Linked DNA regions of Homo sapiens: all the other regions are linked to region 2. Evidence: chromatin contacts called from ENCODE Hi-C or POLR2A ChIA-PET data. All regions are on one chromosome and are shown on one strand. Each heading gives the region's core, a stretch centred on a gene start or an enhancer-like site at or near the end of the contact. The rest is flanking DNA. Distances are from core to core; before and after follow the strand shown.

Region 1 (3,436 bases), core at 566-3,065, 63 kb before region 2:
CAGGCTGGAGTGCAATGGTGTGATCTCGGCTCACTGCAGCCTCCGCCTCTGGGTTCAAGCGATTCTCCTGCCTCAGCTTCCCGAGTAGCTGGAATTACAGATGCCCATCACCATGCCCAGCTAATTTTTGTATTTTTAGTAGAGACGGGGTTTCACCATGTTTGCCAGGCTATTCGCGAACTCCTGACCTCAAGTGATCCGCCCGCTTCAGCCTCCCAAAGTGCTGTGATTACAGGCGTGAGCCACCGCACCCAGCCCTTACCTATATTTTTTTATTGAAGTGAAATTCATGTAACATAAAATTATTCTAAAGTGTACAATTTGGCCGGGCACAGTGGCTCATGCCTGTAATCCTGACACCTTGAGAGGCTGAGGTGGGCAGATCACCTGAGATCAGGAGTTCGAGACCAGCCTGGCCAACATGGTAAAACACTGTCTCTACTAAAAATACAAAAATTAGCTGGGTGTGGTGGCGCATGCCTGTAATCCCAGCTACCTGGGAGGCCGAGGCGGGAGAATCACGTGAACCCAGGAGGCGGAAGTTGCAGTGAGCCAAGATGGTACCATTGCACTCCAGCCTGGGCAACAGAGTGAGACTCCATCTCAAAAAAAAAAAAAAGTGTATAATTTAGCACTTTCAGTTTTTTGCAACGCCTCCAATGTTTTGCAACCATCACCTCCAGAACATTTTCATCCCCCCAAAGGGAAACGCCTTCCCCATAGGCACTCGCTCCCCACTGCTCCCTCCCCCAGCCCATGGCAACCACTCATCTTCGTGTGTCTGTGGATTTGCCCGTTCTGGAAATTTCATAGAAGCGGAATCAGGACCATGTGGACCTTTGTGCCTGGATTCTTTCACTCAGCATGACAGCTTCACGACTCACCCACATAGCCTGGGCCAGAACTTCATTCCTCTGGCCGGGCACAGGGCCTCACGCCTGGAATCCCGGCACTTTGGGAGGCGAGATGGGGGAGGATCACTTGAGGCCAGGAGTTTGAGACCAGCCTGGACAGCATAGTGAGATCCCATCTCTACTAAAAATAAAACGTTAGCTGGGCGTGGTGGTACATGCCTGTAATCCCAGCTACTCGGGAGGCTGTGGCACGAGAATTGCTTGAACCCGGGAGATGGAGGTTGCAGTGAGCCGAGATCGCACCACTGCACTGCAGCCTGGAGGATACAGCAAGACTGTGTCTCCAAAAAAAAAAAAAAAATCAGCCAGGTGTGCTGGCAGGTGCCTGTAATCCCAGCTACTCGGGAGGCTGAGGCACGAGAATCGCTTGAACCTGGGAGGTGGAGGTTGCACTGGGCCAAGGTTGCCCCACTGCACTCCATCCTGGGAGACAGAGCGAGACTCCACCTCAAAAAAAAAAAAAAAAAGCTCATGCTGTCTACAGGGAAAGCCCCTACTGGAGACAGCTGCGCTTGAGTGAGTGGGACTACAGTGCCAACGCTAGGGCTTATTGTGTTGACTGTGGGGTCACCGCGGTTGCCACGTTCCGAGGACACGGTCACTTCCTCGACCGCCTGTCCTGCCTCAGATGAACCTGCATATTTTACAATGAACGTTCAAGACGTCGGTGATAAGGACATGAACAACAGCGACAAGGGCTGTTTTAGAGGAACCCGCCTGAGGTTCCCGGCCCCAGCCTCTCGAAGGACGCAGCTCTGTGCTCAGCCCTGCCTCCCTTGTCTCTCCACCCCCACCTTCCTGTGTGCTTCAGCCCACCTGGGACATCCGAATTTTCTCCAGGAGGAGCGGCAGGTACTAGGGTGATGACAGTTATGAACACGAGTCACAGCCCCGCTCGGTGGGATGGCCTCCTGTGTTCCCTGTGACTCGGACGCTGAACGTTGCTCACACGTTGACAGCATGGAGACGGTTTCACCGTCTGCTACTTTCGAGTTTATTGTGGTGTCTCTCTGCGTCACCCTCATTTTGAGCAGCTGTGGAGGATCCGGGGGCCCCAGCGCCCGCAGGATTCAGGTTTGTCTCCGCCGGCCAGGACATCCTCACAAAGCAGACGTTTCCTCCCCACGGGTCTGGAGGCTGGGGGTGGGGGCGCCCCGTGGTCCGGCTCTGGTGAGGGTCCTCTTCCTGGCAGATCCTGGGAACCCGCCTGAGGTTCCCAGCCCTGGCCTCTCTAAGGATCCAGCCCTTTTCCCCGTTCTCAGCCCTGCCTCCCTTCTCTAGTGCCTTCTTGCTGCGTCCTGACGCGAGGGTGGGATAAGGAATAAGGGGAGGGCACCTGTGCCCTTTCTACTAAGGCCCACCCTCATGACCTCATCCACCCCCAGGCACCTCCCATAGGCTACATCGTCAATACCCTCTCCTTGCAGGTTAGGGCTTCCAGGAAGGAATTTAGTGGGGACACGATTCAGTCCCCCCACTTACACCTTTGCAAATAGCAAGAGAGGGCTGGATATGGTGGCTCACGTCTGTAATCCCAGCACTTTCGGAGGCCAAGGCGGGTGGACCACCTGAGGTCAGGGGTTCGAGACCAGCCTGGCCAACATGGTGAAACTCCATCTCTACTAAAAATACAAAAAATTAGCCGGGCATGGTGGTGCGCGCCTGTAGTCCCAGCTACTCAGGAGGCTGAGGCAGGAGAATTGCTTGAACCTGGGAGGTGGAGGTTGCAGTGAGCCGAGATCGTGCCACTGCACTCCAGCCTGGGTGACAAAAGTGAAACTCTGTCTCGGATAAAAAAAAAAAAAATAGCAAGAGAGGTTCAATCACCTATACATGGAAGGAACACAGGGAGATTGACACACACACACACACACGCACGCGGGCACACACCCATGTGCACACACACACACAGAGCTAAATGACAAAAATGAAAATGGTACCACACTGCACGTGCTGCCCTGCACCTTGATTTTGATACTGCAGTGGGTTAAATGGTGCCCCCCAAAAGATAAGTCCCCCTGGAATGTGTAAATGTAACTTTCTGTGGAAATGGGGTCTTTACAGCTGTAATTAGGTTAAAGACCTCGAGTGAGATCAATTTTGCCTTTTTTTTTTTTTTTTTTTTTTTGAGATGGAGTCTCACTCTGTCACCCAGGCTGGAGTAAAATGGCGCGATCTCGGCTCTCTGCAACCTCCGTCTCCCCGGTTCCCGCGATTCTCCTGCCTCGGCCTCCCGAGTAGCTGGGATTATAGGCGCCCACCACCACACCCAGCTAATATTTGTATTTTTAGTAGAGATGGGTTTTCACCATGTTGGCCAGGCTGGTCTCAAACTCTTGACCTCAGGTGATCTGCCCGCCTCGGCCTCCCAAAGTGCTGGGATTACAGGTGTGAGCCACTGCACCTGTATAGTTCAAGATAGTTTTACAAGATGGAAAAGTTCTGGAGCCAGATGGCAGTGAGGGCTGTACAACAATGTGAACATACCTAATGTCACTGACTGTGTGCTTAAAAATGATTTA
Region 2 (3,643 bases), core at 1,024-3,523:
CCTGGAAGGACTTCAGAGCCTGGGGACTCACATCCTGGGTCCGGCCTGGGCAGAGCAGAGGTCACTGTGAACTCAGCAGCTCACAGGAGTGCAGCACGGGGTCTCCTGGCCTCACTCCACCAGCCTGAGGGCTGACAGCAAGGCCGCCACCCTGGGTTGGGCAGGTTGTGCGCGGCATAAAGCTCCTGCCTGGCTGAAGGAAACTTGGGGCCCCCTTCCCCAATTCACACCAAGATGTCTGGGAGGTTGGGGTGGTCTGGCTGTCCTCCTGGGCCCCACTACCCCTTGAGCCTCTTTCCCTGCAGCCCGGAAGCCTCCAGCCTCACTCTGTCGGCTCCAATCGGGGAGTCCCCAGGAGTTAAAGAACCTGAGCCCCAGCCGGCGCGGTGGCTCACGCCTGGAATCCCAGCACTTTGGGAGGCCGAGGCGGACGGATCACGAGGTCAGGAGATCGAGACCATCCTGGCTAACACGGTGAAACCCCGTCTCTACTAAAAATACAAAAAATTATTTATATTTTTACAAATACAAATACGGGCATGGTGATGGGCGCCTGTAGTCCCAGCTTATCGGGGGGCTGAGGCAGGAGAATTGCTTGAACTGGGGAGTCGGAGGTTGCAGTGAGCCGAGATCGCGCCACTGCACTCCAGCCTGGGCGACAGAGTGAGACTCCATATTAAAAAAAAAAAAAAAAAAGAACCTCAGCCCCAGCCCCAGAACTCAGGCAGCGAGGCCAGGCAGGGAAGGGCGGGGCACCACTCTCAGGAGGCCAGAGAGGAGCATGCACCGCGGGACCCTCCCCCAAGCCAACCTCCTCCACATCCAAAGCACGGCGGGCCCAGCTCCCACCCCACCCGGTCCTGGCCAGGCCAGGAGTGTGTGCGAAGGGTCACAGCAGGAGAGGGCATGGGGCAGCACCAGAAGGGGCGGGCCCGGGGATGAGGAGGCGGAGCCTAAACTCGGCCTAAAAGGCGGGGGGCGGAGGGGTGAGGGCGGGGCCTGTGAGGAGGCGCGGGGCGGCAGGCGGGCGGGGCGGGGGTAGGCAGAACGGGGGGCGGGGCCTGTGGGAAGTTGGGGAGGGGCCAGTGCGGGGAGGTGGGACAGGCACTCACTGTAGAGCTGCACCATGGTGCTGAGGGCCCCCTCCAGCTCCTTGTAGATGTAAAGGACGGCGAAGGAGCTGTAGTCTGTGTCCACGATGCGCACGTCCAGGTAGCCCAAGGCTGCGGAGAGGCAGGCGGCCTTTTCAGGCTGGAGAAGTGGATGGGCCCGGGCACCGACCCCACCCATGCCTGCCCCTGCTGCTGGGCTGTGAGCCTGTTCCCCGAAGACAGAGGAGGGGCGGGGAGGGCGGGCAGGGGGCTGGAGACTGGGATGGACAGCTTGGGCCCGGGTGGAAAGTCAGCCCCACGTCACCCCCAGAGAAGCGGCATCCAGCACCCCTGAAGGCAGAGGAGGCAGGACCTACCCGGGACTCTGAAGTGTCCCTCGGAGCCCACCTTCAGGTACTCGGCATCCACCTGGTTACAGCCGTCCGCCCTGGGGGTGCACAGCCGGCTCACTCATGGCACCCAGCTACCTCAGCTCCCCAGCCCAGCCCAGGCAGCCCAGCCCAAGTAACTCACCCCGGGAACTCCATGTGGACGTGGAGGCCGCCCTCCTCTGTGGGCCTGATGGCCCTGGTGGACATGGACAGGTGGTCCTTCTTGCCCAGGAAGACCCTGCAGTCAGATGCCATGGAGACCACGTACCAGAGGCCTGAGAACTGCCGGGGGCTTAGTCACCCGCAGGCCAGGACAGCCAGCAGCAGGGCCCTCCTTGCCCAGGGACCCAGGGGACAACTCAGAAGTCACACAGCAAGGGGTCTCGGAGTGGCCATGTCTTGGGTGTGAGCTGAGCCCAGGTGGACAGGAACTCATCTTGGGTAGGTCACAGTGCAACTGTGAGCCTCAGTTCCCAGCTGTGAAGTGGGTGCAGTAATGATCCATTCACAGGTTGGTTTAGGATTAAGCGCAGAGTGGGTCTATAGCACGTGCCTGGCCGGGCACAGAGCAAGCGCCCCAGGAAAGGCAGTTGTCACAATTATCACGTTGTCTCTGGCAGGGGCCCAGCTCCCACCCACCACAGGACAGCAGAGGCCCCTGGTACCTTTTCAGCATTGAAGTCAGGCTGCAGCAGAACCTCAGCCTGAGCCGTGGGCGCCCAGAGCAGGGTCAGGATTGCGCCGAGCAGGAATGACATCATCCCCTCCCCTGCCCTCCAGCCCCTGGTGCTGAGTCCCCAAGCCCCAGGGGGCCAGCTTTATAGCCCAGGCCACCACCTGGGTGCACCTGCTCCTGGGCGGAGCAGATGGAAGCGGAAGGCACTTCGGCTCTGAGACTCCGGCCCCCTTGTCCATTGTTTGGCACAATCACTCGGATGTCCCCCAGCCCAGGGGGTCATTTCCTGGAGGGCTCCAGACAGCCAGGCTCTGGCCTGATGCACCCGGGCTGAGGATTTGTCCCCTAGGCCTGCCAGACTATGTCACCAGTCACGGGGCCACTGCCAAGCCACAGCAGAGACTTGTCCTGCCTTGCCTGGACTCGCACCCAAGCCCCTCTGTCCACACTCTGTCTGGCTGGGCTGGGCCAGGGCCTTTGGGGTACAGCTGCAGAGAGCTGGGCTGGGGTTGGTCTGGCTAGGCCCCCTCTCCTGGGATCTGGCCACCCAGAAAGCCCCCTTCTCTCACCCCCAACATGGGGGGTAGGGTCACACTGGCAGAGTGTCCAGGGCAGAGCTTGTGCCCCCACACTGTGAGAGAGGCCTGGGCACCCCTCACTCCAGACCCCCACCACCCCCGATGCAGCCCCCAGCTGGGCTTCCAGCAAGCAGGCCAGGGACCGGACGGGACCGGACAGGGCTGGGCTGGCCCTGGGGAGGATTACGGCATTGGATACCGCCTTATCACTGGTTGTATAAGCGTGCAGGGGGCAATGACGCCAGGAAGGCGCCGCAGTCTGGCAGAGGCAGGAACCTCCCAAGTGACCTCTCTGTGTCCCCACAGAGCACCCAGGGACACTGGGCAAGGAGCAGCAGGTGGCCTCGGAGCACGCCCAGACCCCTCTGGTCAGGGGCGGGAGTCCTGCCAGGGAGGCCAGCACTGCCAGTCCTCTGGAGTGAGAGTGAGGCAGGAGAAGAGGGCCTGGACGCAGGGAGCCCAAGGGCGTCCTAGAACCAAATCAACTGGAAACACTAACGATGACGGGAATGTGAATGGCTTTGTACCTTCACTCCATCCTCTCCGTTTACGTAGGGCTCATACCGAGTACATGACTTCGTTTTGTTTGTTTGTTTTTTGAGATGGAGTTTTGCTCTTGTTGCCCAGGCTGGAGTGCAGTGGTGCACTCCTTGGCTCTCTGCAGCCTCTGCCTCCCGGGTTTAAGCGATTTTCCTGCCTCAGCCTCCTGACTATCTGGGATTACAGGCACCCGCCACCACACCCAGCTAATTTTGTATTTTTAGTAGAGACGGGGTTTCTCCATGTTCATCAGGCTGGTCTTGAACTCCCGACCTCAGGTGATACACCCACCTCAGCCTCCCAAAGTACTGGGATTACAGGCGTGACAGTATGCTCAGCCGAGAAAATGACTTTGACTTCATCCTC
Region 3 (3,230 bases), core at 524-3,023, 36 kb before region 2:
AGAATGCTTGGCAAAGAATCAAGAACACAAGCGGCTGCCGTTACTGCTATTAACCGAGACGCCAGCAAACCCTTCCCCAGTCCTGTCCTGCGTGATCCTGACACGGTGTACGGCATGATCCAGCGCGTACCTCACCTGACCTGACCGATCCTCACAGGTTCTTAAAACTCACTCATGAAGGCTGCTCCTGGTGAAGGCACCCTCCACCTTCCCACTATCCCTTCAGACCCCTAGAGGCCAGCCTAGCCCAGCGCGAGAGTTAGAAAGCCCACTCACAGGGCCCACCCTCTCTCCCAGATACCAGCGAAGGAAAACAGATGCCTGTCCACAAAACAGGAGTGTGAGACTATCAAACATTCAAACGTTCACGGGGCAGAACGCTGAGCGTAGACATAGCCTCTCTAATCTCTGCCACCTAATGACACAGATGTGACACGGCAGCCACAGCTGCAACGCCTCTAGGGGCAGTGTCCTGTTGAAGACTAAATAATCCGTTTTTACTCCCCTGGAGACAGCTTCTAGCCTCAATGTGAACACAAGACCGACTGGTCCCTCCAGTCACTTAAGATGTTGCACAGGAGGGCTTAGTTACATTGGAGGATTGACCCTGTTCCAGCTCCAATGCACCAACTTACCCAACACCCCACGCACGTGTCATCTCCAGTGAGCAGACGTCCTAGAGAAAAAAAGAAACCGCAATTTTGTATAAATCTTGCAAACACCACAGAGGAGCATCACATAAACACTGCGTTTTTTGGGAGGCCGAGGCGGGCAGATCACTTGAGGTCAGGAGTTCAAAACCAGCCTGGCCAACACGGTGAAACCCGTCTCTCTAAAAAAAAAAAAAAAAAAAGTTAGCTGGCCTAGTGGCTGGCGCCTGTAATCCCAGCTACTCTGGAGGCTGAAGCAGGAAAGTCGCTTGAACCCAGGAGGCAGAGGTGGTAGTGAGCTGAGATCGCGCCACTGCACTCCAGCCTGGGCAACTGAGACTCTGTCTCGAAAAGAAAAAGACTGCGTTTTGCTGCATCTGGTCTCCAGGAAGGCGGACCAAAGAAGCTCCCTGCCACCAAAAAGCTCACTGTCACAAGGGCCGTTCTAGAAAAATCCGACCCATGTTACTCTCTCCCCTTACTCTACGCTTAATTTGCGGGAGGGGAAGTTGGAGTTACAACACAGTGGCCACGAAACGCGGGCTGCTGATCCCCTGCAGGTATCAAGGGACCAGGACCACGAGGCGGAATGCCCACCAGACAACCGAGCAGTCCTCCTCCCGCCAGAACAGCCTCCCGCTGAGCAGCCACAGTGACAAGGAAACCACCTGACGCAGCATAAGAAATCAATTTTTCAAAGATGCCGACAAACATCTTCCCACAGCCTGAGCGACTCAGGGAAGCAGCGGCAGGAGCGGAAGGGTCGTGGGTGAACGGGGTGCCTTTCTCTAAGATCCGAATTCGCGCACTCAGCTCTCACCAGGCTTCCCGAAGCTTCCTGGCTGGAAACCGCGCAGGGCCGGCAGCGCCCTCTCCACCAAGGGACACACCAGCGGCGCCTCCTCCGCGGCCCGGGCCCCCATCCCGCGGCTCGCGCGGCCAGGACGCCCCAGGTCGGAGCCTGCCCCCACCCCGCACCCGGAGGCCAGCAGCCCAGTCCCCTAGGCCGCGCAGCGCCAGCGAGAGCGAGGCTGCAGGGCGAGGCCCGGTGAGGCGCTCGAGAACTGGCCGGGAGGAGAAGTCAGGCGGCCCACCCGCCACGGCAGCCTCCGGCGCACGCAGAGGACGAGAAGGGAAGCGCCGCGCCTTTTATAGCGCGTACGGCGGCCCGCAAGAGTCAATCCGCCCCGCCCAAGCAGCGCCCCCCAGCGGTCCCCGGCCGTTCAGCTCCCCGCGCCCGCACGTGGGCGCTGCTCAGTGGCTGGCGGGCGGGCGTGTGGGTTCGCCACGCAGAGCAGCGGCAGCGCCGTGACCCGTGTCCTGCACCGCGACCGCCCCACGGGGCCAGCAGCCAGGGCCGCGCCGTTTCCGACCCGCCGGGTGCCGGGCACGCCACGGACACGCGCGGCTCCCCGTTTTCGCGGAGGATTCCCAGGCCGGGTCAGGAGGACGCTCCACGAGCCCGTGGGTCCCGGTGGTCCCAGCCATTGGGGCGGCTCCCGTGACTGTCGAGCAGCGCCCACCCCGGGCAGCATGGGGCTCCCGCGACGCGCTCCGTCCCTTCCCCACCAGGGGCTCTGCCGGTGTCGGCCATGGGCGCGGGTACACACCAGGCGCCTAATGAGTGCTGAGGCGGGCGAGGGTCCCGGCAGGCGGGATTACCGCGGCCAGGCCTGACTAGCGCCCTGTCTGCGCTGTGTCCTGGGACCTCGGTCACCGCGCAGGGCGGGACACCGAGGCCTCGCGGCCAAGCGACTCGCCGCGGTCGCCGGGCTGCGAACGGTGGAGCCGCCGGGACTCGGACCAGGACGCGAGCTCCAGAGCAGGGGATGACAGGCCTGAGCCGCAGGGGCCGGGAGGAAGGCCGCGCTGCTGTCCTGGGGCTGGGCAGCCTCCGCATTGCACAGCGCAGACCGCTCTAGCCTTAGGCCTGGAGGGGACACCAGGAGATGAGGCTTCTGGCTCAGCCTGCTCTCTGCAGCCACAGGCAAAGGCCAGGAAGGCCGGGGTGCGGGAGCTGGCATAGGAGCTGGCTCCAGCTCGGGTACTGGCTTAGAGGGAGCAGGAGCTGGTGATAAATTCAACTCAAATTTTCATTGCCTTTGCAAAGCCAGAAAACACCCCAGGGCTCCTAAGAAAAGCCCCAGCGCAGGACCCCAGGACACTTTGCAACTGGGCTGCAACTGCGCGGTCTGAGGCTCCTCCCTGTGTGGCCCCACCAGCAGGCTGGGTTCTAGCTCTGGTGTTGGGGCTGGAGCTGGCACCACAGCAGGCTCCACCTCCAGAGATGGTGCAGGCTCTGTCCTAGCACTGACACGGTTGTTGGAGACAAGCTGGCTCTGCCCCGGGGACCGATGCTCTGGAGCTGCCTCTAGCTGTGTTGCTGTTGCTAGTCTTTGCCCTGGGAAAAGTGTCAGAGCTGGTCCTAGCTCTGGATATGGTGCTAGAGCTGGTTCTTGATTGGATTTCGCTCTAGAGCTGGCAGGAACTCTGGCTCTCGTTCTGAAGCTGGTGCAGGTCTGAGATGGCTGTAGCTCTGGAGCTGCCTCTAATTCTGGTTCTGGTTGTGGAATCAGCCAT

Evidence for each region. Hi-C counts contacts between places; a loop is a spot of excess contacts on that map. ChIA-PET counts read pairs that join two places held with the same protein, here RNA polymerase II (POLR2A). Pooled maps may share reads with other maps.
Region 1: a loop to region 2 is called in a map with no recorded cell type, with 10 times the contacts of the local background. The contact joins the enhancer-like site here to the promoter of LCN15 in region 2. A Hi-C loop is called at or near these places in 3 of 168 maps with a recorded cell type or tissue (B cell, astrocyte of the cerebellum and endothelial cell of hepatic sinusoid), 4 of 37 single-sample maps with no recorded cell type and 8 of 50 pooled maps. POLR2A ChIA-PET finds 5 or more read pairs at or near these places in 3 of 52 experiments (B cell, WTC11 and activated B cell).
Region 3: a loop to region 2 is called in a pooled map, with 3 times the contacts of the local background. The contact joins the promoter of SNHG7 here to the promoter of LCN15 in region 2. A Hi-C loop is called at or near these places in 3 of 168 maps with a recorded cell type or tissue (B cell, astrocyte of the cerebellum and endothelial cell of hepatic sinusoid), 9 of 37 single-sample maps with no recorded cell type and 10 of 50 pooled maps. POLR2A ChIA-PET finds 5 or more read pairs at or near these places in 30 of 52 experiments (A549, A673, AG04449 and 24 more).

What each region holds. Positions count from the first base shown.
Region 1 is chr9:136,699,601-136,703,036 of GRCh38, forward strand. No RefSeq gene overlaps it. Among named protein-coding and RNA genes, the nearest start is that of DIPK1B, 11 kb to the right of the region's middle. RefSeq lists enhancers at 1,570-1,729, 1,770-1,819. Within about 2 kb of position 1,816, at least 3 of the 41 ENCODE cell types and tissues checked have a DNase peak (open chromatin) inside an H3K27ac peak, as active enhancers do; they include B cell, where a contact is called at or near this core.
Region 2 is chr9:136,762,245-136,765,887 of GRCh38, forward strand. LCN15 (lipocalin 15) reads right to left here and starts at 2,274. Exons shown (of 7, transcript NM_203347.2): 1 at 2,149-2,274; 2 at 1,626-1,765; 3 at 1,469-1,539; 4 at 1,113-1,223; 5 at 1-45. The coding sequence starts at 2,244. RefSeq lists an enhancer at 997-1,644.
Region 3 is chr9:136,726,411-136,729,640 of GRCh38, forward strand. SNHG7 (small nucleolar RNA host gene 7) reads right to left here and starts at 1,774. Exons shown (of 5, transcript NR_024543.1): 1 at 1,471-1,774; 2 at 636-676; 3 at 1-6. LOC124900276 (cuticle collagen 2-like) reads right to left here and starts at 1,774. Exons shown (of 5, transcript XM_047424334.1): 1 at 1,471-1,774; 2 at 636-676; 3 at 1-6. It overlaps SNORA17A (small nucleolar RNA, H/ACA box 17A), which reads right to left and starts at 469; the gene lies at 337-469. RefSeq lists silencers at 1,522-2,201, 2,355-2,524 and an enhancer at 2,972-3,121.